3 separate regions of the Homo sapiens genome follow, and regions 2 and 3 are each linked to region 1. The links are chromatin loops, found by intact Hi-C in ENCODE. Cell type or tissue: IMR-90. All regions are shown on one strand.

The links. Hi-C counts contacts between places; a loop is a spot of excess contacts. Peaks named below come from ENCODE experiments on the same cell type or tissue, not always from the same donor. Only the 100,000 strongest peaks of a DNase experiment are listed, where the experiment ranks them.
Region 2: a loop joins it to region 1, with 4 times the contacts of the local background. A loop is called at or near these places in 12 of 110 quality-filtered maps.
Region 3: a loop joins it to region 1, with 3 times the contacts of the local background. A loop is called at or near these places in 5 of 110 quality-filtered maps.

Annotation. Positions count from the first base shown.
Region 1 is chr3:149,269,761-149,277,760 of GRCh38, reverse strand. It overlaps the pseudogene CPHL1P. Among named protein-coding and RNA genes, the nearest start is that of TM4SF18-AS1, 11 kb to the left of the region's middle. RefSeq lists an enhancer at 7,018-8,000. In IMR-90, a CTCF peak has its summit at 4,453 (motif pointing right); DNase peaks (open chromatin) are centred at 80 and 4,470; H3K27ac peaks cover 167 bases.
Region 2 is chr3:149,330,695-149,338,694 of GRCh38, reverse strand. TM4SF18 (transmembrane 4 L six family member 18) reads left to right here and starts at 5,059. Exons shown (of 6, transcript NM_138786.4): 1 at 5,059-5,182; 2 at 5,296-5,489. The coding sequence starts at 5,313. It overlaps TM4SF18-AS1 (TM4SF18 antisense RNA 1), which reads right to left. Exons shown (of 2, transcript NR_186251.1): 2 at 4,943-5,191. RefSeq lists an enhancer at 483-652. In IMR-90, a CTCF peak has its summit at 4,186 (motif pointing right); no DNase peak of the experiment used is centred here.
Region 3 is chr3:149,175,649-149,183,648 of GRCh38, reverse strand. It overlaps CP (ceruloplasmin), which reads left to right. Exons shown (of 19, transcript NM_000096.4): 13 at 44-183; 14 at 1,516-1,644; 15 at 3,987-4,093; 16 at 5,018-5,234; 17 at 5,670-5,809; 18 at 7,237-7,399. Among named protein-coding and RNA genes, the nearest start is that of CP, 42 kb to the left of the region's middle. In IMR-90, no CTCF peak of the experiment used is centred here; DNase peaks (open chromatin) are centred at 3,468 and 4,278; H3K27ac peaks cover 1,057 bases.

The sequences.
Region 1 (8,000 bases):
TAATCTGTAGGAGTTATAACCTACTGGAGTAAAGTAAATACCACATGGAAATTTAAGCAACAGTCTGAAGCAGGATGTGGTTTGTTGACAGTCTGTGTCACAGCTGGTAAATTCAGAGAGGGGCATGTTTCTAAGCTGAAATGGTCAGGGAAGTCTTCACTGAGAAGGTGAAGTTTCAGTTGAGCCTTGAAGAATGGGAAAAATTTGGATTAGCCGAGAAAAAGAGAGGCTGAGGGAGGCAAAATCAGACTGGGAAATGGGCACAAATAAGATGAGATAAATTCAGAAAGCACATTATAACAACGAAGGAACAGGAAGTACTGTAAATAACACTTGTTAAATGTTGACTATGCATCAGCTTCCTTGTGTGTCCGCAAGCTCCTCTGTAAGATGGCTGTCATTGAATTTACACAACTTCCTAACTGGTAGGTAATATTATCATTTTATAAATGAAGAAATGAAGTTACATAATTACACATTGCTGATAACTGACAGTGCTAAGAGTCAAACACAGGCTGTCTGATTCCAGGTTTTCTGCATTCTCTCCCACCTCACACTGTGTTCCTAGTAAGAAAACTCCCCAAAGGGAAGGGATCCTATAAGTGAATTTTGGGGACAAATCTGGAATATCAGAGATACCAGATTGGGGCCTAGATTACATGGATAGTCTTAAATGCTAAGAAATTTGAGAATAACTTAATGAAAGTCTTAAATGACAAGAAATTTTAAATTATCATCTAGTAGAAAAACTTGATAAAGGTAGCATTTCAAGAATTTTCCGGGAATGGTACGTAGAATGGACTAAATAGTAAGAAAGTGGAGGCTGGAGACTAGACAGAAGAATATTCCTATATTTTAGGAATAGATAATCATTATCAAGGGACAGTGGATGATGGGCAACCTAACGATCCAGTGTGTTGTGCAACATTTCACCTCACCTGACAATGAAATCCAAAACCACTTGGAATGGAAATGACATATATGTTAATGAAGACAGATAATGTATGTCAGTAGACACAAATGAAAGAAGAAAGCCTGGATTATAAAAGGTAGGCAAGCCCTACTCAGTTAACTTCTCCAGGCTCAGAATTTGAAAATGAAGGCACTTTTACCATTGACCTTTCTGTTTTTTATTAGTTCTCCAGGTTGGGCAATAGATAGGCACTGCTACATAGGCATTGAAGAAAGCATTTGGAACTATGCTCCTTCTGGTAAAAATATGCTCAATGAAAAGCCTTTTTCTGAAGACCTGTAAGTAATCCTTTGCATTTAACAAGTTATTATCTGAAGCAAAAGTTGGTAATTGTTGATCATTGATGAAATGCTGATGAAAACTTTCTCATGATTGACACTTGCAGGACACATATGCCATTAGAACCACTTCGTTTGTTTAGTTCCAACATGGTATGGAAAAGAGGTAGTAATACAAATCCAAAATTGCTCTTTCCTGGAATGATCGCCACTCTTGTCTTCCTGACACGTTATTTTGCAGATCACAGCTAATTCTGTTTATCATTAATTTTGTTCACGTGATAAGGTATAAAACAACACTTTCCTTTTGATATGTGTGTAGCTGTTTTCTCGATTTTTCTCTTCAGATAATTGAGAGAGGGAAATATAGAGGACATGAGTGGGGTTCTGATTTACCACGGTTTAAGAGCAAAACACCTTAATGCTACCAACAAATCCACAAATCCATTTAAATGTGTAAACAGTCCTAAATCATGGGAACTGATCGACTACTTGAATGCTAAAGTAACCTTAAAGTGGGGTTAGAAACATAGACACAGTTCAGTTTAAAGAATTTGGCATGTCTTTTAAACCAAAATGCCACATGTTTTACTTACTACATTTGTATTTGATTTCTTCATTCAGTATTTCAACACTCTTCTCACCAATTATACCTGTTTTTGACTCCCATCACATTTTCTCCAGCCTCTGGGTTTTATCTGCCAAAATTAGGCTGTTGAGCTTCTGACTTTTCATTTAGCTTATTTAACACTTTGTTTCTTTCCAGTCAACATTTGTTAAAGTTCTGTCTTTTTTGTTTGTTTATAGAGAATTTCTACAAGGAGGTCAAGCGAGGAAGAGCTTTGTTTTTAAAAAGGCTTTGTATTTTCAATATTGATACTGATAATACATTTCAAAGGATCATTGAAAAACCATCCTGGTTGGGATTTTTAGGTCCAATGATTAAAGCAGAGACTGGAGACTTCATTTATGTACATGTAAAAAATAATGCTTCAAGAGCTTATAGTTATCATCCTCATGGGCTCACCTACTCCAAAGAAAATGAAGGTAAGCAGATCCTCTTTCCTGAGTTTTGCTTATGGAGAGTATGAGCACATTGCATTAGAAAAAGCCAGGTAATCATGGACTGGTCAGCATTCTGAGCTACGTGGAGTTTAGAGTGGATGCAGACTCTACTTCTGATGTATTTAAAGTTTATACCCAAGACAGTCCTTTTTTAGTTTCTCATCTTAATTGAGTGACAGCCCTTATGCAATTCCTAGGAAATAAAACACTTTTCCCTTACTCACCAGAAAAGAAAAAAAAGGTGTTTTTTTGTTTCGTTTTGTAGGAAACACTCATGAGCTAAATGTTAGGTTGGCAGAAATCCTGTTCTGCCCCCACCTCATTTCCATTTCCTAGTAGATGAGGATCACCCTCTGGGAAGATATCAGTATCAAGAGAAATCACTACTTTCCAGGCAGACTCTTCTCTCCTACACAGCTACAGTCACAGATACATCATGATTTTGGAAAAAAAAAAAAAGGAAGGGAAGAGAAAGCCAACAAATAGGATTTTGTGAGTTTTTGGGAGACAACAAGGAAAGCTAGGAAAACAGAGTTTGGAATTGTCTTTAGTAGAACACAGATATTTTTTCCCAGTGTTTGAAATATGGTTTTTAAAAGGCCTGGCATAAATCTTTAGAAAACTGGAATTTTAGGCCAACTTGATAAGAGTACCACCTATAGCATACGTGCTCCTTCCAACAGAGGCTCTATGATAATACAGGGCAGCGGAAATCCCATATGCCATTCCTTTCATCTGTCATCATTATTTTGCCATGTTACATGACCATCTTGCAATGATTATTGCCCTTTAAATATAGTCTATAAAAAAAAAGAAAAATAGTCTATATTATAGACATATAATGTGAAAAATGTTAACAAGAGTTTGCTTTATTTTTTTACTTTTTAATCAACTCTCAAAACTTGAACTGAGGTTTGATGATTCCGTCAGGGAAGCATGAAGAAGAACTAGAAAACAGGCCTTGAATTAATCCTCTGGACTGAAACAGACTCAGGAAACTGGACCATGACTGGAGCCAGTTCCAGCTGGGCCGCTGGGCAGGAAGAAAGTACAAAACAGTCAGTCATAATTTCTTCATGTTCAGTGTGGAACAGGAGGGTCCCAAAAGAAGAATAGAGAATCAGAGGCTGCTCATGTTTCAAAGTCTTTTATTGAATAAAGGAATTTTATTCATAGTTAGCAGGATCCAGCCACGAGGGGTAAGGATCTGAGGCAACACTTTAGCCAGAGAAGAAGAAAGAAAGGAGAGCAACGGTCCAAAGTCAGAACTGAGGTAATAGTTCAGAGTAACGGCATGGGCCACCTTCGGACTGCAGTGGGCTACTTGGAAGTAACAGGGACACCCTTGGATGCCCTGGGTCCCAAGTCTGACTGGCAATGAAGAAAATATGGAGGGCAACTCGGGAGTCCAGAGGTTACCTCTGCATCTGAGATCTAGGCACATGGTAGGTGCAAAATAAATATTTGTTGAATCCATCAGTAAGAGTGATGATAGCCTATTATATACTGCCTGCCTCATTCCAATTTAGTCTAAAAACTGCAGCCAAGCTGAGCATTCAGGTAGAAGCCAACTAAAGGGGATTTAGGGAGGTAGGAATCTGGGAAATGGTGGGGAGAAATGCACACTTTTTGAGAAATACAAAGTAGCATAATGGAGGAAGCCCGAGTCACATTCAAAATAGTGTTATCCAATATTTACTGTAACCACAGTGCAGAATATGTTTTCTAGGTGCTATCTATCCTGATAATACGACAGGCCTGCAAAAGGAAGATGAATATCTGGAGCCAGGGAAACAATATACCTACAAGTGGTATGTAGAAGAACATCAGGGACCTGGCCCCAATGACAGTAATTGTGTGACAAGAATTTACCATTCCCATATAGACACTGCAAGAGATGTAGCTTCGGGACTTATTGGACCAATACTGACTTGTAAAAGAGGTAACTTTAAAAAAAAATCTCATTGCAGTAAAAGAGTAAACCAGAATGGGTAGGCTGTCCTCTGCTCTCCTAGAGGAATTTTACTATCCAAGGCACTCCATTTTCCTGCCTTAACCTTGGTTTTCCAGTCAAGAATGGAAACTTGCCATCTTGGACTCTGAGCACTAGATGGCGATCTCAAATCCAACCCTCAGTTCAACCAATAATTCAGGTTGGTCACTAGATGGTAGTCAAACCCAATAAACTTCACTTCGGCCATCTTCCTTCAAAATTACTGCCACCTTTTTGTGTTTATGTTTTAAGGTGAATCAGTTAGAATCATCAGTTTATTAATAATTCTTGCAAGGAGGAAGTTTTGCTGATATGTTTCTAACTTGCAAGGGAATATAGAGTTTTGAAAATTCTGATTTGGTTCATTAAAACAAGATCAACAAAGCAACAGCACTAGATTAATTATGAAGTTAATGAGCAAATTTAACTTCCTATGACAATCAAAGTTTAAATTTTAGGTGAACAAACATCTCTCCACAATAAATATTTTAATAATTGCAGTTTCCTATGCCAAACACACATAGTCTCATGATTACAAATTACATTCCTTGGGAGATAACTTTTTTTTTTTTTTGTATTTTTAGTAGAGGCTGGGTTTCACCATATTAGCCAGGCTGGTCTTGAACTCCTGACCTTGTGATCCGCCCGTCTCGGTCTCCCAAACTGCTGGGATTAAAGGTGTGAGCCACCGTGCCCAGCCGGGAGATAACTTTTTAAACCAACTTTGGAAGAGCTTTTTGCCCTTCTCAAAATTGCAAGGAACTCAACTGCATAATGGCAAGATAAAGAATATGTGTTTATTATATTTAACTTAAACATTAGCTATCTAGTCTGAACATTTCCAAACTTTCTCCCTTTTCTTTTTAAACAGTAAGATAACTTAATGCTTTGCATTCTCAAAGGCAAGTATGTGAACTGCCATCAAGCCTTCCTTGGTTGGGTACAGTGGCTCATGCCTGTAATCCCAGCACTTTGGGAGGCCAGGTTGGGAGGATCACTTAAGGCCAGGAGTTTGAGACCAGCCTGGGCAACATAGTGAAACTGTGTCTCTACAAAAAAAAGAAAGAAAAAGAAAAAGACTTTCTCACTTACAGTTATGTTGATTTATGCCCTATGGTTTTAAATATAAGGCTGTTATAAAATATTTGGGACTGATAATAATTTTATAGAATATTATATTTTTATATACTTTTTAAATATTATAACTATTTTATTCCCACTGTCCTAAGCACTTTTCTCTTTTGTTCAATCTAAGCGCACAGAGGGATCTTATCCATTTTGAGTCATTTGTTTCCATCTGTGGGTTAATGAGTCTGAAATCTGTAACTTTGGTTCAAACTCCTTTACTGATAGTCAGGCCTGGCAACTTGGCGTCTCTACTTGGGTGTTTCATCCGTACCTAAATACGTCATATTCCAAAACCCGTCATTTGTTCCTGCCCTGAATCTCTCCCTTCCTTCTGTGTTCCCTGCCTTGGGGAATGGCCCCAGTATGCTCCAATTAGTCACTGGAGACAAAACCTTGGGTAACATTCTTGATACTGCCCTCTCCCTCATCACTTGCTAAATACATCAGTCAAGTCCCGCCAGCTCTACTTCGTACACATCACAAGGTCAGCTCACTTCTCTTCAGCTCCACGAACTCTAACCTAGTTCAGGCCACTGCCATCTTTTTGCTAGGATACCCACAACAGCCTCTTAGCTGCCCCACCAGTCTCTAGTGCTTCCCCTTTCAATTCATCTCCACTTGGCTTTCTGTCTGGGGGGTGAAGGTGGGAGGATGATTCTGAGTCTGTCACTCCTTTGCTTAAAATCCTTCAAGGACTGCTGATTGTTCTGACGATAAAGTCCAAATTCCTTTTATCTTAATTGCTGCCTGGAATCTTCTCTACAGGTACACCCCAGCAAACTCCTCATCCTTTAAATATCAACTGAGGTGTCACTGCCTTCAGAAAAGATTTCCATACCCAAAATTAAATTAACCAGCTCCCAAACACTGAACTCTTCCCTACTATAGAACTTTACACACTATAGTATCTTATTAATTGATGGCGTCCACCCTTGATTGTATGCCCTGCAAGGGTAGATAACTGTCTTGTTCACTTTTATAAACCCAACACTTGTCATAGTACCTAACACATTACAAATATTCAATAAATATTTGTTGAATATAAGCATAGAAGAATAAATAAATTGGTATGAACTAAAGTTATCCTTCGTTTGAGGAAACACAAATTTTTAGACTTTGAACAATCTCACGCGATAATGGTCATCAGATGCAGACACTGCAGAAAGTTACTGATTTGATGTAAAGATGAGTATGGATTCTTTAAATATGGCTTCATATAGGTAATATGCTTTTTTAAGTTTGTTGTAAACTTTACAAAAACCGACATCCCACATCGCAAACATTTACCTTTTTCACGTGCCCTAACAATTAACAAAACTGTAGATCGTAAAAGTAGTTGTATCTGTAACAATGGTTCTAATTAATGTCTACATGAAAAGTAAGAAATGTGTTTTTTGTTTCAGGGACACTGAATGGAGACACTGAAAAAGATATTGACAGGTCTTCTTTTCTGATGTTTTCTACAACTGATGAAAGCAGAAGCTGGTATAGTGATGAAAATATTCGTGCATTTACTGAATCTGGCAAGATTAATACTAGTGATCCCCGTTTTGAGGAGAGCATGAGCATGCAATGTACGATTAAAAGAACTTTCTCATACATAATATCTTATAATTCTAACTTCTATGATCGTATTCAGTCATTTCCCTTTGTTCAAGTTTATTTAGTTGAGTTTATGTTTTTCAGCGTTTCAATCAGAGTATACTGGGTTGACATGCAAATGCAAATCACTAGTAAAGCCTGCTCATTCCCTAAGTCCAATAGCAAGTAAAGTTTGGTCAATATTTGTTTTCTGAAGTCTCATACTGATTTAAAATAGACAGTAAAAACCTAAGAAAGACGTAACTTTAAGTAATAAAATATGGAATAACAAAGACATAATTGACCAAATATTTTATGAATATGTGTTTTTATCCAACATAGAATTTTTCAGAAATGATGTCATCATAATCCGTCACCCTTATCCTTGGTTTCTTCTCTCATGAACTTAGTTTCTATTTTTTTCCCCTTTTCACTGCTTCCTGCCTTTCAGGAACTTTTTCTCCTCTTGCCTTTAAACCTTTGTGTTCCCCTCACTTCTCATCATACACAATGCATATGGACTCCTTTCCCATGAAACACAAATCAGATGTTATAGATTATGTGTGAGAACAATGTTGACATTGTGAGGTTTATATTAATATGATGAGGAAATACACAGAATTTTTACCAGGTGGCACTGATCTATCATGCCTGATTGATTAATATACATTTGTTTTCAGCAATAAATGGATACATCTATGGAAATCTGCCCAATCTCACCATGTGTGCTGAAGATAGGGTCCAGTGGTATTTTGTTGGCATGGGTGGCGTGGCTGACATACACCCCGTCTACCTCCGCGGACAAACTCTGATCTCTCGGAATCACAGAAAGGACACCATTATGCTCTTCCCCTCCTCACTGGAAGATGCCTTCATGGTGGCCAAGGCCCCTGGAGTGTGGATGCTGGGATGCCAGATACATGGTAGTGATCTATTACTTTTGCGTGATACAGAGTCAGAGAACTTCCAAGGTCATAGCCCA
Region 2 (8,000 bases), 61 kb before region 1:
TTAGTGTTATTGTAAGAATTCATTTTTCGGCTTTTTGTTTTTAATGCATGTGAAAACTTCTAGCACAGCGCCTCCACATAGAAGATACTCAATAGATGTCAATTTATCGTAGTTAATTGGAAGGAGACCCTGACTGAGAGTGACAGCTCACTTCACTGACACTGAAGATTCCTGGGAGCCACAGCACTTTTACAAAGCAGACAATGCTCAATGATTCTGCTCCCCACAAACATTAACAAAATGTAATCTTAGTCACTGCTCTCCAAAGAGCAAAATATTGACAATAAAAAGTTTTTTTTAAAGTCAAATCTCAATTAAGTTAAACCTCCTTAGAACCTTGCAAGTATGTCTAGTAGAACACAGCTACTTCTGGGTTTCCTGGTAGCCAATGACCCCCTTCAGCGATTATTCTGCTCCCACCCTTTCTTAATTCTCGTTTCAGTGCCTGTTAGAACCTCTATGAGAGAAGGTTTCACATCGAGGAAAACGAAGAGCCAAATCAAACATTTTCATTTTTTTTTAAATTCTGCTTAAAAATCACTGGGAAGGGGAGTGGTGACTATTGGATTAAGAAACTGTAAATTTCAATGCTAGATGATATTTCCATCTCCCACCTGCAGTTCAGTCCCCCTCAAGGTTACTTTCTTTTTTTAAAAATTTATTAAGTAATTAGTTTATTTTTTATTATTATACTTTCAGTTCTAGGGTACATGTGCACAACGTGCAGGTTTGTTACATATGTATACATGTGCCATGTTGGTGTGCCGCACCCATTAACTCGTCATTTACATTAGGTATATCTCCTAATGCTATCCCTCCCCCTGTCCCCCACCCCACGACAGGCCCTGGTGTGTGATGTTCCCCTTCCTGTGTCCAAGTGTTCTCATTGTTCAGTTCCCACCTATGAGTGAGAACATGCAGTGTTTGGTTTTCTGTCCTTGCTATAGTTTGCTGAGAATTATGGTTTCCAGCTTCATCCATGTCCTCACAAAGGACATGAACTCATCCTTTTTTATGGCTGCATAGTATTCCATGGTGTATATGTGCCACATTTTCTTAATCCAGTCTACCATTGATGGGCATTTGGGTTGGTTCCAAGTCTGCTATTGTGAATAGTGCCACAATAAACATACATGTGCATGTGTCTTTATAGCAGCATGATTTATAATCCTTTGGGCATATACTCAGTAATGGGATGGATGGGTCAAATGGTATTTCTAGTTCTAAATCCTCCCTCAAGCTTATTTTCTTTCATTCCTTGAAGAGTCTAGCACCTGGCTTTCTAAATGTAGTCATTCTCTCCCAAACTGACATTGTCTAATTTTTTATTTTAGTATTCATTATAAATGATAATTCCAATACACTTCCCTTTCCATTCCTTTTCACCAGTCATCTTGTCCTCCACCTCCCTACACTACTCACTCCTAGGATCACAACTTGTGTCAGTCTGCTAGGACTGACATAACAAAACACCACAGACTGGGTGACTTGAACAAAAGACATTTATTTTCTCACAGTTCTGGAGGCCAGAATTCCAAGGTCAAAGCAGATTTGTAAGTTATGTGCCAAATCTCAAAGCAGATTTGTAAATTATGTGCCAAATCTGTGTTGGCAGATTGGTTTCTCCTGGGGCCTTTCTCTCTTTGGCTAGCAGATAGCCACTTCTCACTGTGTCCTCACACAGTCTTTTCTCTTTGCACCCCTGGAATCTCTTTGTGTGTCCAAATTCCCTCTTTTTATAATCTGATTGGATTATCCCCACCATGCTGTCCTCATTTTAACTTCATCATCACTTTAAAGGCCCTATCCAAATACAGTCACGTTTGAGATTATGGGGGGTTAGAACTTCAACATGTGCATTTAGGAGAGACATGATCAGCCCATAACACACCTCCAGACTTTTTCTTCGCCTATTCCTGAAACATCTCTAAAATCTCAAATTCCAGCATCACACTTCTCAATCACTACTTCCTCTCTTTCTAGCTCACTCTGTGTGTTACCTAAAACCAGTAATTTTTCAGCCACACTGGGACACACAATTTACAAATCCAGTGCCTCTTTTACTATTTCTCACACTCCCTCACGTCCTTACTTCCCTCCTTACTCAGCTTAAGTTCCACAGTCCATCATTATAACCATTCACTTGCATACATTCTTGAATCCTTTGCCCATCCCTCTCTTCATGGTATCTGCCTGGCAAAGTCCCAATCCTGGTTGACTCCAGCTTTCTTCCTACTTGCTGGCTACACCTCTGCCACTGAACCTTACTAGGAAAAATACCCAAGTCTCCTGTCCAGTCTCACTATCCATTCACGGTCACAGACTCAAGTGGTCCCTCAGCACCTGCCACATTTCTCTAGTCTGTTCATTCTCCCACTTTCCAAGCCAACTGTTTGAACTTCTCCTCTCTTCCTTTAAACCTTTAACACCCTCTCCCCATCCTCATTCTCAGCTGATAAAATTGCCTCCTGTTTCCCTGAGAAAACAGAAGTATAATAATCAGAAGTTCCCGCTAACCACCTCCAAGCCCATTGCTATGTTCTCCTTCTGTTCTGTTGCTGACACTGACCTGCCCTGCTGCTATCTAAGGTAAGCTCCTCCATCTGTTCACACACTCCCACCCTTTCTCACCTACTCAAGGAGCCTGTGCCAGCAATCCTCTCCTTTATCTCCTTTATGGTAAATACCTACCTACCCTCCCTCATACCCCTTCCCACAACAGTATACAAATATGCTACCATTTTTTCCATTAATTTTTGTCCCTTGACTTCTACTTTTCCTCTAGCTGCTGCCCCATTTCTCTGCCCTCCTTTACAGCAAAACTCTCCAAAAGAGTTACCTCATCTATTTCCAATTTCTCTCCTCCCATTCTCTCATGAATCCACTGCAGATGGACTCTCATCTCATCTCTAACTCACCAAGAAAGCTCCTCTTATGAAGGCCACCAGTGACCTCCACGTTGCTCAACCCAATAGCCGATTCTCAGTTCTTTCGTATGATGTGCCCTTTGGCAGCATTTAACTTTGTTGATCACGCCTTCTTCTTCTTAGAAAGTCACCTTTGAGAATAAGCTCCTGATCTTCATTTCTGGCTCACTGGCCATTTCTCAGTATCCTTTCTGCCTTCCTCTCATGTCCCTAAACTCAGTCCTGGGCTGCCCAGGATTTAGTCCTTGGGTCTCTTTTCTATCAACATGCATTTCCTTAGTGTCTCATGGGTTTAAATACCATTTATATGCTGACAACTGTCACATTTATATGTCACCCAGACCTCTTCCTTGAACTTCATATTTGTATATCCAGCTGCCTAGTTGACATCTCCACTTGGATTTCTAAAAGGTATTTCAAAACTTAGCACATTCGAAACTGACCATATCATTCCTCTTCTCCCAACCCTGCTCATTCAGCTGACTTGCTCATTTCTGTTAATGACAATTTTATTCTCCCAGTTTCTCGGGCCCAAATGATGTCGTCTTTGACTTCTCTCTTTCTCTTATACCCACATCCAATCTGCCACCAATCCTGTTGGCACAAGCTTCAAAATATATCCCAAATCCAGCTTCCTTTTTTTTTTCTTTTATTATTATACTTTAAGTTTTAGGGTACATGTGCACATTGTGCAGGTTAGTTACATATGTATACATGCGCCACGCTGGTGCTCTGCACCCACTAACTCGTCATCTAGCATTAGGTGTATCTCCCAATGCTATCCCTCCCCGCTCCCCCCACCCCACAACAGTCCCCAGAGTGTGATGTTCCCCTTCCTGTGTCCATGTGATCTCATTGTTCAATTCCCACCTATGAGTGAGAATATGCGGTGTTTGGTATCCAGCTTCCTTTTACCACCTCTGCTGCTACTACCATCATGATCCGAGTCATCATTATCTCTTACCTGGATGGTGGAAATGGCTTCAGAACTCATCTCTATCTCCTCCACACCCTTTACCACCTATTTACAACACAGCAGCCAGAGTGAACCTTTTAAAACATCAAGCACAGTGCCTGCCACATAAGAGATGCTCAATGAATGCTCAACCAACAATGTTATTCTCTTCCCAATCATCCCAGGAACTCTAGTAAATATGATTTTATGCTGCTTCTATGTGACTGGAAAAAACGTCTAATGCCCAGATTTTTTGATGCACTTAGATCAAAAGCACTAGAGGGAAAAAAAACCATATCCACAAGGGGGTGCCAAGAAACCTCTTTGGAACCTGGACTGCTAGTTTCTTTCTTTCTTTCTTTCTTTCTTTCTTTCTTTCTTTTTTTTTTTGAAACAGAGTCTTACTTTGTCACCCAGGCTGGAGTGCAGTGGAACGATCTCGGCTCACTGCAACCTCCGTCTCCCAGGTTCAAGTGATTTTCCTTCCTCAGCCTCCAGAGTAGCTGGGATTACAGGTGCCCAGCACTATGCCAGCTAATTTTTGTATTTTTAGTACAGATGGGGTTTCACCATGTTGGCCAGGCTGGTCTTGAACTCCTGACCTCAGATGATCCACCCGCCTCAGCCTCTCAAAGTGTTGAGATTACAGGCTTGAGCCATTGCGCCAGCCCTACCTTTGTTTTCTTAATAGTAGGAAAAATATGCCTTTATTTCTGTTATGATTTTTCAGAGAGGTAGAGATAATAGATGCAAACTCTTGGAAGGAAAGCTGTACTGATCTAACCAAGATATTTTGTTTTTCTCATCCACCAGTCACTTTCTCAGTCCTTTCTTATCCCTTGCAATTTGAACAAAGCTTGGTGAATAGTGTGCACACAAAAAGCACACTAGGTGAAAGACAGATACATAAAAAGGGTAAAGTCAGGATATTTTAACAAACCTATCAAGCTCTAAATATAAGCCTCCTTGGTAGTTTTCTCTTTAACCCTCTCTCCACTGTTGGATGAAATTTGCTGCATTCAATTCCAGTTCCCACCCCAACTTCCTTCTTAACACAAGGTCAGGGTTAAGCCTTCGGTGCTTTAATCCAGAGGAAAATTACTTATTTTAAAAAGCAGTGAAAAACACCGCATTCCTTTGGCACAGGATGAAGACCAGCTCAGCTCTTCAGTTGTTGATCATTGTCTATTGTTCTCCAAACAGTAAACCAGTATTTCACACTGAGATTGTCGGCTGCGGGTATATTCCAATTCCCCGTCTCCTCATGAATATGAAGTGAAGGGCTCTGACCCTGGAAGTGGTAGGTAATCTCAAAAAAAAAAAAAAAAAAGAGAGAGAGAGAGAAAAAAAAGGTCAGGTAGGAAGAAGAAAAATAGACTTTCTGTGACTGTATACTCTTGAAATCTCCCGCAGGTTCTAAGCAGGGCAAAATGGGGTCTCGGAAGTGTGGAGGCTGCCTAAGTTGTTTGCTGATTCCGCTTGCACTTTGGAGTATAATCGTGAACATATTATTGTATTTCCCGAATGGGCAAACTTCCTATGCATCCAGCAATAAACTCACCAACTACGTGTGGTATTTTGAAGGAATCTGTTTCTCAGGCATCATGGTAAGTATGAATTTGGAGACTTGGGAGAGAAGGGGGAGTTGTAATTGAGACTTACCTTGTAACTAGTAGAAGTAATGAATAATGGAAAAATCATTCTGCTAATCTTGGGTGTAGGATTTGAAAGAGGGATGGGGGTGAAGGGGCAGGTAATCTGCTGGCATTTGGGACATAGCTCTGTTTTCAATAAGCTGCTCAGCAATGCAGCCTCAGTAATGCAGGAAATTAGTCCTAATGAAAGTCTGTGGGACACTGGCCTGTAAAAACAGTATGTTCTCATGAACCCTGCATATCAATTTAAGCTATTTGATCTTCAGTGGCATTACTGTTTTCTAGAACAGATTTTCTGTCTGCACTCATGTTTTTCTAGCTTGAAGGGGCATTAGGACAGCATGAAAAAAAAGCAGAGACTTGGCTATTCAGACAAACCTGCATGTAAATCTAAGCTCTGTCATTTGTTCCATGAGACCTTCAGCAAGTTACTCAGTATCTTTGAGCCTCAGTGTTCTAATGTGAAAAATGTGAATAATGGCATTTACTTTTAAAGATAAAATATATATAAAGTGCCCAGGAGAGAGACTGACATGTAGTAGATAGCCAGTGACTGTTGTAATTATGATTATTAAAGAATGAGCTGTGTCATCATTAAAATAGTCCTACATTAGACCCTAATAATGGAGGGAGTTTTTGAAAAGTAAATTGAATTATCAATGGCAAGAATCCATGAACGTTTTCCTGATGACTTTGTGTTCTTTAAAAATAAACAAACTGAGAGTAAATCATGTTGGCAACTCAGAGGAAAAGACAATTTCCTGGTCAAGTCATTTCTAAAAATAGTGCATTATGGACTGTAAGCTAATCAGACCACCAATAATGTAGAAGAAAATTCATTATAATCTATTTCTACATCTTTTAGGGGTTTTTAATTATTATATTTGAATAGCTGTGTTGTAAAGCAATTTTCATTTAGTTATTCATTTTGCACATTAAATTAATAAACTTTAAAATATTAATATCCAATGCTATTGATGTTGCTATGAAATAAGTACATAACTAATATTGGCTGCACTACAAATAAATGTCAGTCTTTTCGGGAAGAGTTTGGTATAATATATCAAGATCCATGAAAATGCTTATGTCGTTTGACTCAGTAATCCTACATCTCATCATTTTTTCTGAGGAAATCATCCAAAATAAGGGAAGAGCTATGTGTGCAGATGTTTGTGGCTGCATTGGTATAATAGTAAATAACTAGAAGAAGCATCTTACAGAGAAGTAGCAAAATAAATTATGGTACATTCACTTCATACAGTGGTGAAAATTATAATTATGAAGATGTAACAACGTGGAAAATGCACATTATTTCATGTTAAGTGAAAAGAGACACAATAACATTGTGGGTAAATTACTATTGCAGCTGTGTCAAATAGACATATGTGGGAAAACACCAGAAATAAATGCATGAAGACTCACGAGGGTGGTGGAATTATGTGTACTTTACCTCCATTATTCTTGACTCCTCTGTATTGCAGTTATATTTTAAAACAAAAAAAGAAGGCAGTGTCTCTTTCAACAGTTGATGCCTGAGCAATAAGACTACAGGCTCTAGGTCAAATTATCTCTATCAATATTGTAATGAAGCTGGTTACTATGCTTTGGCCTTGTCTCATCATTGTTTCCCTCAATATGCAATTGCAATAGATGGAAGAGTTGCAAGACATAACTAAGATTAGACCAGAATTTCTTTCAATCTGTCATAACTAACGATGTGGAAAGGAGGGGAATATAGGACTCTTTTGCTTATATTCCATGTAAAAATTAAAACTAGGAAAAGAAACCTGTTCTCTATTTTTTTCATCTTCCAGGAATTATTAAAATATATTACTATAACTGCATCAAATCCTTTTAGGAGAAAGGAGAAGAATATAGGTAAATAATTAAATGAACAAAAAAATTAATGAAAGCTGAAGAAATTTGGAAACTAGAAACATTGGCTACGAAGAGTAAAATAACAGTGAACTCAGCTGTGGGATTCAGTCCTAAATAGTGAGAGTAAAAAAATGGGTGGAGAATTTCCCATAAGCAATTCATGATCTGTATCTAGTCTAACCAGAAATTATAATGAAATTATAATGGTAAAGAAATACATGTTCTTTCCAGAGCTCTGGCCTTTTGCCTAAAATAAAATTTAAAAAAAGGAAATAAGATGCATTGATTCTCCCACTTTGTTGGCTTGATACAGACAAAACACATTGAAACAATTTAAACCTGAGATGGTTTGAATGCATGGGGAAATTGAAGTCACTTTAAAGAGATATGGTTTCAGATTAACTGAGCCTCTCACCTCCATTCCCAGAGGACAGTAAATGAAGAGAGGCTGGCAAACTACCAAGCCTGCTGAATGATTTTCCTTGGTTCTCCACAACTGAGTCATTGAGAAAGGCAGGTTTTGCTGCCCAGGGTGGTATTCTCCTGTCCATCCATTTACTTCTCCTTAATCATTAGCTTTTGATG
Region 3 (8,000 bases), 94 kb after region 1:
TTCATTAAGACAAATACTAACCTTAGTTGTTTTTTTTTTTAAGTGTTTCAAATGCATTTTTAGATAAGGGAGAGTTTTACATAGGCTCAAAGTACAAGAAAGTTGTGTATCGGCAGTATACTGATAGCACATTCCGTGTTCCAGTGGAGAGAAAAGCTGAAGAAGAACATCTGGGAATTCTAGGTATGTTAATATCTCCAGTTTATCAGGTGTGGGTTAATGATGTGATGCTACCTGCAGTAACCGTCAATTCATGTCTATGGGTTTCATTTTCTTGGTTCATATATCAAAGTTGTTCAAATAAAAATTTAAAAATTAGTTATCTAATGAAATAAGACTGATGTTTATTAAATAATATGACATAGTAAAATATTACTTATTTCTCTTGGAAACTATGTATTGTCCCGTATACTGATGAAATTATATATATTTTATCAAATTGATGCCTGTAGTTTTAGTGAAGTTCCCAGAAACTATTTTCTAATGAAATTCTGTTTTTTGACAGAGTCTCACTCTGTCGCCCAGGATGGTGTGTAGTGGTGTGATTTCAGCTCACTGCAACCTGCCGCTCCTGTGCTCAAGTGAGTCTCCCACCTTAGCCTCCCAAGTAGCTGGGACTACAGGGATGGGCCACCACGCCTGGCTAATTTTTGTATTTTTAGTAGAGATGAGGTTTCACCATGTTGGCCAGGCTGGTCTCAAACTCCTGGCCTCAAGTGATCCGCCCACCTCAGCCTTCCAAAGTGCTGGGATTACAGGCGTGAGGCACTACACCTGGCCCTAATAAAATTCTTAACCAATTTATCCCCATTATCCTACCCATTCCTCTCAAATTACAGCTATTTACTTTTAAAATTAAAATATAAATGATTAATTACAAGAAGAAATATACAAAAGGAAATTAATTACAACAGGAAATAAAAGAAAAAATGATACCACGCACAAAGCAGGGGCAAAGCTGCCTTCAATTTTTTAGGACTCACTTTAAGACAGAATGTCTAGAACTCGAGCAACACTGGTCTTGAGACATTTCTTTAAAACTATCAATTGCAGGGACCCCCACTCCCATCCCCACCCCACTGTGTTCCCATACTGTCAGCATTCCCCTGAGGCTTGGTTATCCTCAACCCCTAGACTAAGACACCAAGGCAAAATGGCATTGTTGCTGGAGCACAAAAATCCTACCAGACAAGAGACAAGCTAAGATTGGATAAAGGGTAGAAATGAGAGGGGTATAAATGACTCCTGGCCAGATATCCAACCCACCATGATTAGACCGGTACTCTGCAAAGGACTTTCAGGCCAAACCTCCCCTAGAACTCTTAAGAGATAAACAAATGGTCTCCATTTTTATTTCCAGTGTATTGATTCCAAATTCCCTGGGACGCAGTATAAATCCAAGAGTATTATACCACAAACCCATGGGGGAGAGAAACAAGTTATCTTTGCTGATCTTTGCTTTTATTACTAAGTTAGACCTTCTGATTGGACACTCTTCCTCTTCACTTTTGCCAGGTCCACAACTTCATGCAGATGTTGGAGACAAAGTCAAAATTATCTTTAAAAACATGGCCACAAGGCCCTACTCAATACATGCCCATGGGGTACAAACAGAGAGTTCTACAGTTACTCCAACATTACCAGGTACTCACGGGGGCGGGGGTGGGGGTGGTGCATTTTAACAGGCTGTACAGCCTTTCCACAGATTACTCTCATCATAGAGAGTCTGGACCAAGAAAGTGAAAAGGGAGGTAGTTGTGAAGAGGGGATGCAAGGAGGTGTCTGTGTGTATGCAAGTACATGCACATGCTTGTACTAAAAAAAAAAGTCCACAGGAGAGCTTAAGAGAAAAACCTGAAGGTAGTAGACATCTATGAATCCTCAAGCGTGAATCAGAGAGATGCTGTCTCCTCGCTCAGCTAGAACACAGCTCAAATGGCATCTACCACACCATATGTGGCTGGATGTTCCCATGCCTGTCTCTAGCACATGTGGTTCTAAGGGCCAGAGGCTGCCACTTGGAACTCTAAATTCCCCCTATCTAGTACAGTATCTGGCATATATTAGGAGATCATCAAATGTTTCTTTAATAAACATAGAGTAAAATCTTGAACAGATTATATACATAGGTGAGCATTTTCTTTAATAAGAACCATATTTTTCTTCTATTAGTTGTAAAGTTGGCTTCCAGGAAAATACTATTTCTCAATAACTTAGCAGGGTGTAGCAAGGGTGCTATTTTAGGTAGAGAGGTCAGGAGGGCTTCCTTGAGGAGGTGGCATTGCTGAAAACACCTAAAGTTTGAGAAGTAATGAAATTCAGGTAATTGTGCACGAATTGATTCTAGGCCCCGAAGACAGGAGCAATGCCTGGTGTGTGTGAGCAGCAGCAAGGCAGCCAGAGGCTAAAGAAAAGCACACAAGGGACAGAATGCTAGAGATGAGATCCAGGGAGAGCAGGGGCCAGATGGAGTAGGGAGGACCTCAGACTCGAGATTTAAGACTGATGTTCTGATGGACACCTTTTAAGGGGCTGTTGGTGATGTGTGGTTAAGTGACCCTAAGGGGGCAAGGACAGAATCTGGGGTCAGTTAAGGACCACTGCAATAATCTGGGTAAAATCATCATCATCATCATCATCATCGAGATTTGGAATATGGTGGAAGCGGCTGAAGTGGTGAGATGTTATCATATTCTGGTTCCATTTTAAAGGTGGTACTAAAAGGACCTGCTGGAAAATGGGCACTAGGGAGTGTTAGGGAAGAGAGGAGTCAAGCATGACCCCAAGGTTTTGGGCACTGACCACTGGTGGAAGAGCAGGTTGTAAAGGGGTGTGGAAAAGAGAAGAAAATGTTATTTTGCAGCTTATGAGAATAAGTAAAAGCAGAGATGGCCAGACAGTAATATGTGCAGGTGGTGAATCAATACTTTATATTCTAGTGAAATTTTCTGCTTAGAAAAAGGGTGAGGACATAGGAACAGCTCAGACTGAGGCTTGAAGAAAAAGTAAGACGTCTACCACATCACTTGAGACCATCTCTGTTGTCTTGCTTGATTCTCTAGTGAATGTCTGTTGGACTCTGGCAGGTTAGTGTGATAGCATGAATATGTAATGGTGTGGTCTAAATAAATGGGATGGAAAATGAGTGTGGCTGGGATTGGTGAGTGGGCATGGCCAAAAGTTGAGGCCTGTGAGCAGTTGCACAGGAAGCCCTGAGGTGAATGGAAACGCAGATCAGACTGGAGAAAAGCCTAGAGCACATGGGAAAAGGGTAAGAGCCTTGGCAAAGCAGGAGGGTGAAGCAACTGGTCGTCTTCAAAATGCCAAGGCCGAGGGTGTGGTTATGTCCTGTATGTGGGAGTAGTGACAAAACAGCACATGGTGTGATAGAATGAGATGGACTGGAGGGGGAGGTAAACATAACTGTGTCAAGTCGGTGACTCATGAGATCAAGAGGTCTAACGGCTCCTCGCCAGGAATCATGAGCTCACTAAGGATGATCATGAGAGAGGACAAGGAAAGGAAGCCAATGCTGAAGCTGAGGGAATTACACAAAATAGTCCAGATACACACATGCAGAGATTACGGGAAAGGTGCCAGCCACTGGGGAAAAATCACTTGGTATCTGAAGAGAAAAAAGTATATTAGGAAAACACACTTCAAGCTAAGAAGAGATTGGTTGCAAAGTTTTTTCAAATTGTAATATTGAAGTACACACCTCCTAGCTTTGTGGTATGGCAAGTGGGTTATAGCTAATTTAAAATTAACCCAAAAAATGACAAAATTTTGTCTTCCAGTTCATCTTAAAACTAAATTCCTGAAAACAATCTTGAGTACCACAATTTTTAAAAACTAATTACACTGACATTTCCAGTTCCTGGGTCCTAGTTATCAAGGCTGTGTGTGTGTGTGTGTGTGTGTGTGTGTGTGTGTGTGTACAATATAAACCAAATACAACCAGATCCATTAACACTTGATGAATTTAGGTGAAACTCTCACTTACGTATGGAAAATCCCAGAAAGATCTGGAGCTGGAACAGAGGATTCTGCTTGTATTCCATGGGCTTATTATTCAACTGTGGATCAAGTTAAGGTAAAATACAAATCATTTGTTTTGTGACACTTCCCAAAATAGACACACAATTGAAGGAAGACAAGGTTAGTGTTTTCCTGTGGTCCAATTCTACGTTAAAATCCTAGGAAAATAAACTGTTTGCAATCTACTTTAGCAACTATGCTGCTACCTATGACACACAAGACAAAAATCTAACATTTCCTAATATGATACAGCTCAAAGGCCTTTCAAGATATTTGGGAAGTTTAGATTTTTGTCTTGTGGGTCACAGGTAGCCACTGAAAAATTGACCAAGAATGGCAGTATATTTGCATTTCAGATCCTTCATTCTGGTGGAATGAAGGAAGGCTTGGAGGGGGAAGAGACTGGAGGTTGGGAGGCCGTTGTAATACGTGAGGCAAATTTCAAGGACCTCTACTGTAAGGAGGGAGAAAAGAAATGGAGTCGGTTATAGATAGGTGGGTGAAGTGCCTGAGTGAGCCGGGGGAAGTAGCTCCTTGATAATTCAGTGTTCTGGCTCAAACAAATGAGTAAATCTGGTATTTGTGGTCCTATTTATTATTACACATTTCATTCATCTATGGATTTTTAGGGACTGCCATAGCGCTTGGCTCACACTCAAGAGTTCATGAGTTTATGGAACAAACCAACACTGTTCATTTGGGATTCTTTTAAAATCACTGCTCATTAGCTGAGCTAATTTTTGCCTCTGCAGACATTTCTGTTATGTCAGCATCACCCACATGACCTACCTACTACTCACCATTGTTCCAATTTAACTACTTCAAGTGAAAAGTTACTAAATTGGCAGTACCACATTGGGCAAAGTCTGTTACTTCAATTGGTCTCTCCAAAATTCCTGAGGCCCTGGGTGCAAAGTCTCAGTTCTCTGAAATCCTGACCTAATTCACAAGGGTTACTGAAGATTTTTCTTGTTTCCAGGACCTCTACAGTGGATTAATTGGCCCCCTGATTGTTTGTCGAAGACCTTACTTGAAAGTATTCAATCCCAGAAGGAAACTGGAATTTGCCCTTCTGTTTCTAGTTTTTGATGAGAATGAATCTTGGTACTTAGATGACAACATCAAAACATACTCTGATCACCCCGAGAAAGTAAACAAAGATGATGAGGAATTCATAGAAAGCAATAAAATGCATGGTATGTCACATTATTCTAAAACAATTTTTCTACTTTTTTATCATTTTCTCTTTCAAATAAAATTATTTTGGAGACCATTCATTTGTTTTGTCTTAAAATAAACCACTTCTGCCTCACTTTGTATGTCAGGTAGAATCCTGTTCAAAACAAAAAGGGGACTATGTTCAAAATCATTTGCTAATTTATTTTCCAATTCCAAAATCTCATTTCCTTTGAAATAATCCAAAACTAAGATTAAGGCTTTTGGTGCAAAGTGCCTAGAAAAGCAATGTGATATTATTGACTTTAAAGTATCCATTTCTCTCATTTGTAGTAAAATAAGTCCTATTACATCAAAAAGATTCTTTACATTAACCTAATAATCATATTTTCTTTGAAATAGCTATTGGTTTAAAATATCCTGAAAAGTAACATAAAACCATATGCTTTCCCTAGCTATTAATGGAAGAATGTTTGGAAACCTACAAGGCCTCACAATGCACGTGGGAGATGAAGTCAACTGGTATCTGATGGGAATGGGCAATGAAATAGACTTACACACTGTACATTTTCACGGCCATAGCTTCCAATACAAGGTAAGAGCTATCCATGGCAATTACTCTTGCTCTGTTTGAAAATGTTTTAATACAAGTGAAGAAAATATTTTCTCAGAGAGACTTATGAAAAAAAGCTGCAAAGAGTACAGCCGGTGCTTCATATCCGTGGATTCCCCACCCAGGATTCAATCATGGATTGAAAATATTCAGGAAAAAATAATTCCACTAAGTTCCAAAAAGCAAAACTTGGATCTGCTGCACTGAGTACTATGTTGAATCCATGCAAATGAAATGATATGTAGGCACTGTATTAGGTATTATAATAATCTAGAGATGATTTAAAGTATATGGAAGGATGTGCATAAGTTAAATGGAAATATGCCATTTTATATAAGGGACTTGAGCATCCATGGATTTTGGTATGGGGGCATTCCTGAAACCAATCCTCCATAGATACTGAGGGATGCCTATATAAGGCACAGCAATTTCAATTGACACACTAGCCTTTGTTACACATTGAGCTCTTCCTAGGATTTGCATTTTTAACTGAATTTTCATGGAGTTCTGCTCAGATTCCTGATTAAGGCAACTGAGCGGAATTGCTAACAAAGAGGGTAGGAATGTTCACATAATGATGGATGAGAGTAGAGACCACAACAAGACTTTATTATAACCCTTGCCCTGCCTGTTCTAAGTTCTGTATCTTAAATGGCCCATGGTGAGCAAGATCAGTTAGGTGACAAGCAACTGGTCTGTACATCTCAATCTTACTTCTATTCTTTCTCAGTACTGATTTCAGCAGAAGCCAGTGGCCCTCCTGGAAATGCTTTTTCCTTATGCTTTGGGCTAATTTAGAAAAGGCAGAAGTTATCAAAAAGCATACTGCAGAAAGCCTGTTTTGTTACCTGCATTTTGTTTTACATAGATATATTGTATTCTTAGTGGGCTTTCAATTCTATCCTTGCAGAAATAGACTATTGTCACCCAACTACTGTTTCCAGCCGAGACTCCCTGAAGTGCCTCTGGTTTTTGTCGTTTTCATCAGCCTCCTTTTCTGCTTCCTTTATTATTTACCTTGACTTAAAGCTTCAGACAAGCTAGGACAGATTCAGGCAAAAGTGAGGCTAGGGCTGAAATGGGGCCACAGCTGAGTTCCTTTTGTGTAGCTTAAGTGCTATGACAAACAGGCAAACCAGAATCAAGGTACAGGAGGTTTGTAGGTAGTCCTGATTGATGAATTCATTCTCATCACATCTTTCTTTCACACCCACTTGATGTGGATACCAAAGACTTATTAGGAATACAAAAACCACATTTTACCATTTGTATTAAACACAGAAACGAGCTCGATTTTTTAAAAACAGATTTATCCATTTTTTCAATATCCCTGAGCTGAACATTAACAAATGACATGAGTGAACTCTCATATACAATATTATACATTATTTGTCATTTTTCTAATTAAGCACAGGGGAGTTTATAGTTCTGATGTCTTTGACATTTTCCCTGGAACATACCAAACCCTAGAAATGTTTCCAAGAACACCTGGAATTTGGTTACTCCACTGCCATGTGACCGACCACATTCATGCTGGAATGGAAACCACTTACACCGTTCTACAAAATGAAGGTGAATATCCAGGTAGTAATTCTAGAAGCCATATATAAAAGATATAACTAAAGGAACTACTTTGCCTAAATACTTCCCCCAATATGATGCATCAATATGAAGCATTTGTGAATCTGCTGCCCTGATTTCTTCCTTCTCTACCTCCAAACAGGATTTTTTTCCTGCTAAATGGTGAGGGATACTGCTCATTTCCTGACAGCCAGTACTTGTAACAGCACCAGTCATTTCTAAGTTAATACAAATGTGTAATTATACTTAAAGCTGATATAAGGGAGTAGTCATGTTATTTACCAAGAAACAAACCATTATTTACATAAGACACATTTAGAATCTAATTTCTTTCTTAACAAAAAACAATTTTTTTTCTAGGTGGCACCTCCATGTAAGAGAAGCCCAAGACAACCCCAAATAATATAATTTCAAATAGGCAGTGTCTTTTCTGTGCTTCCAAGGGGAAGGAGGAACCTTACCGATAATTGTTTGTGAAAGATCCAGGGAAGAAACAAAATTTAAATGCACTGCTCCCCAACCCCTGCAATAACCCTCCCCATGTGTAGGTACACACACACACACACACACACACACTTAAAATGGAGAAAAA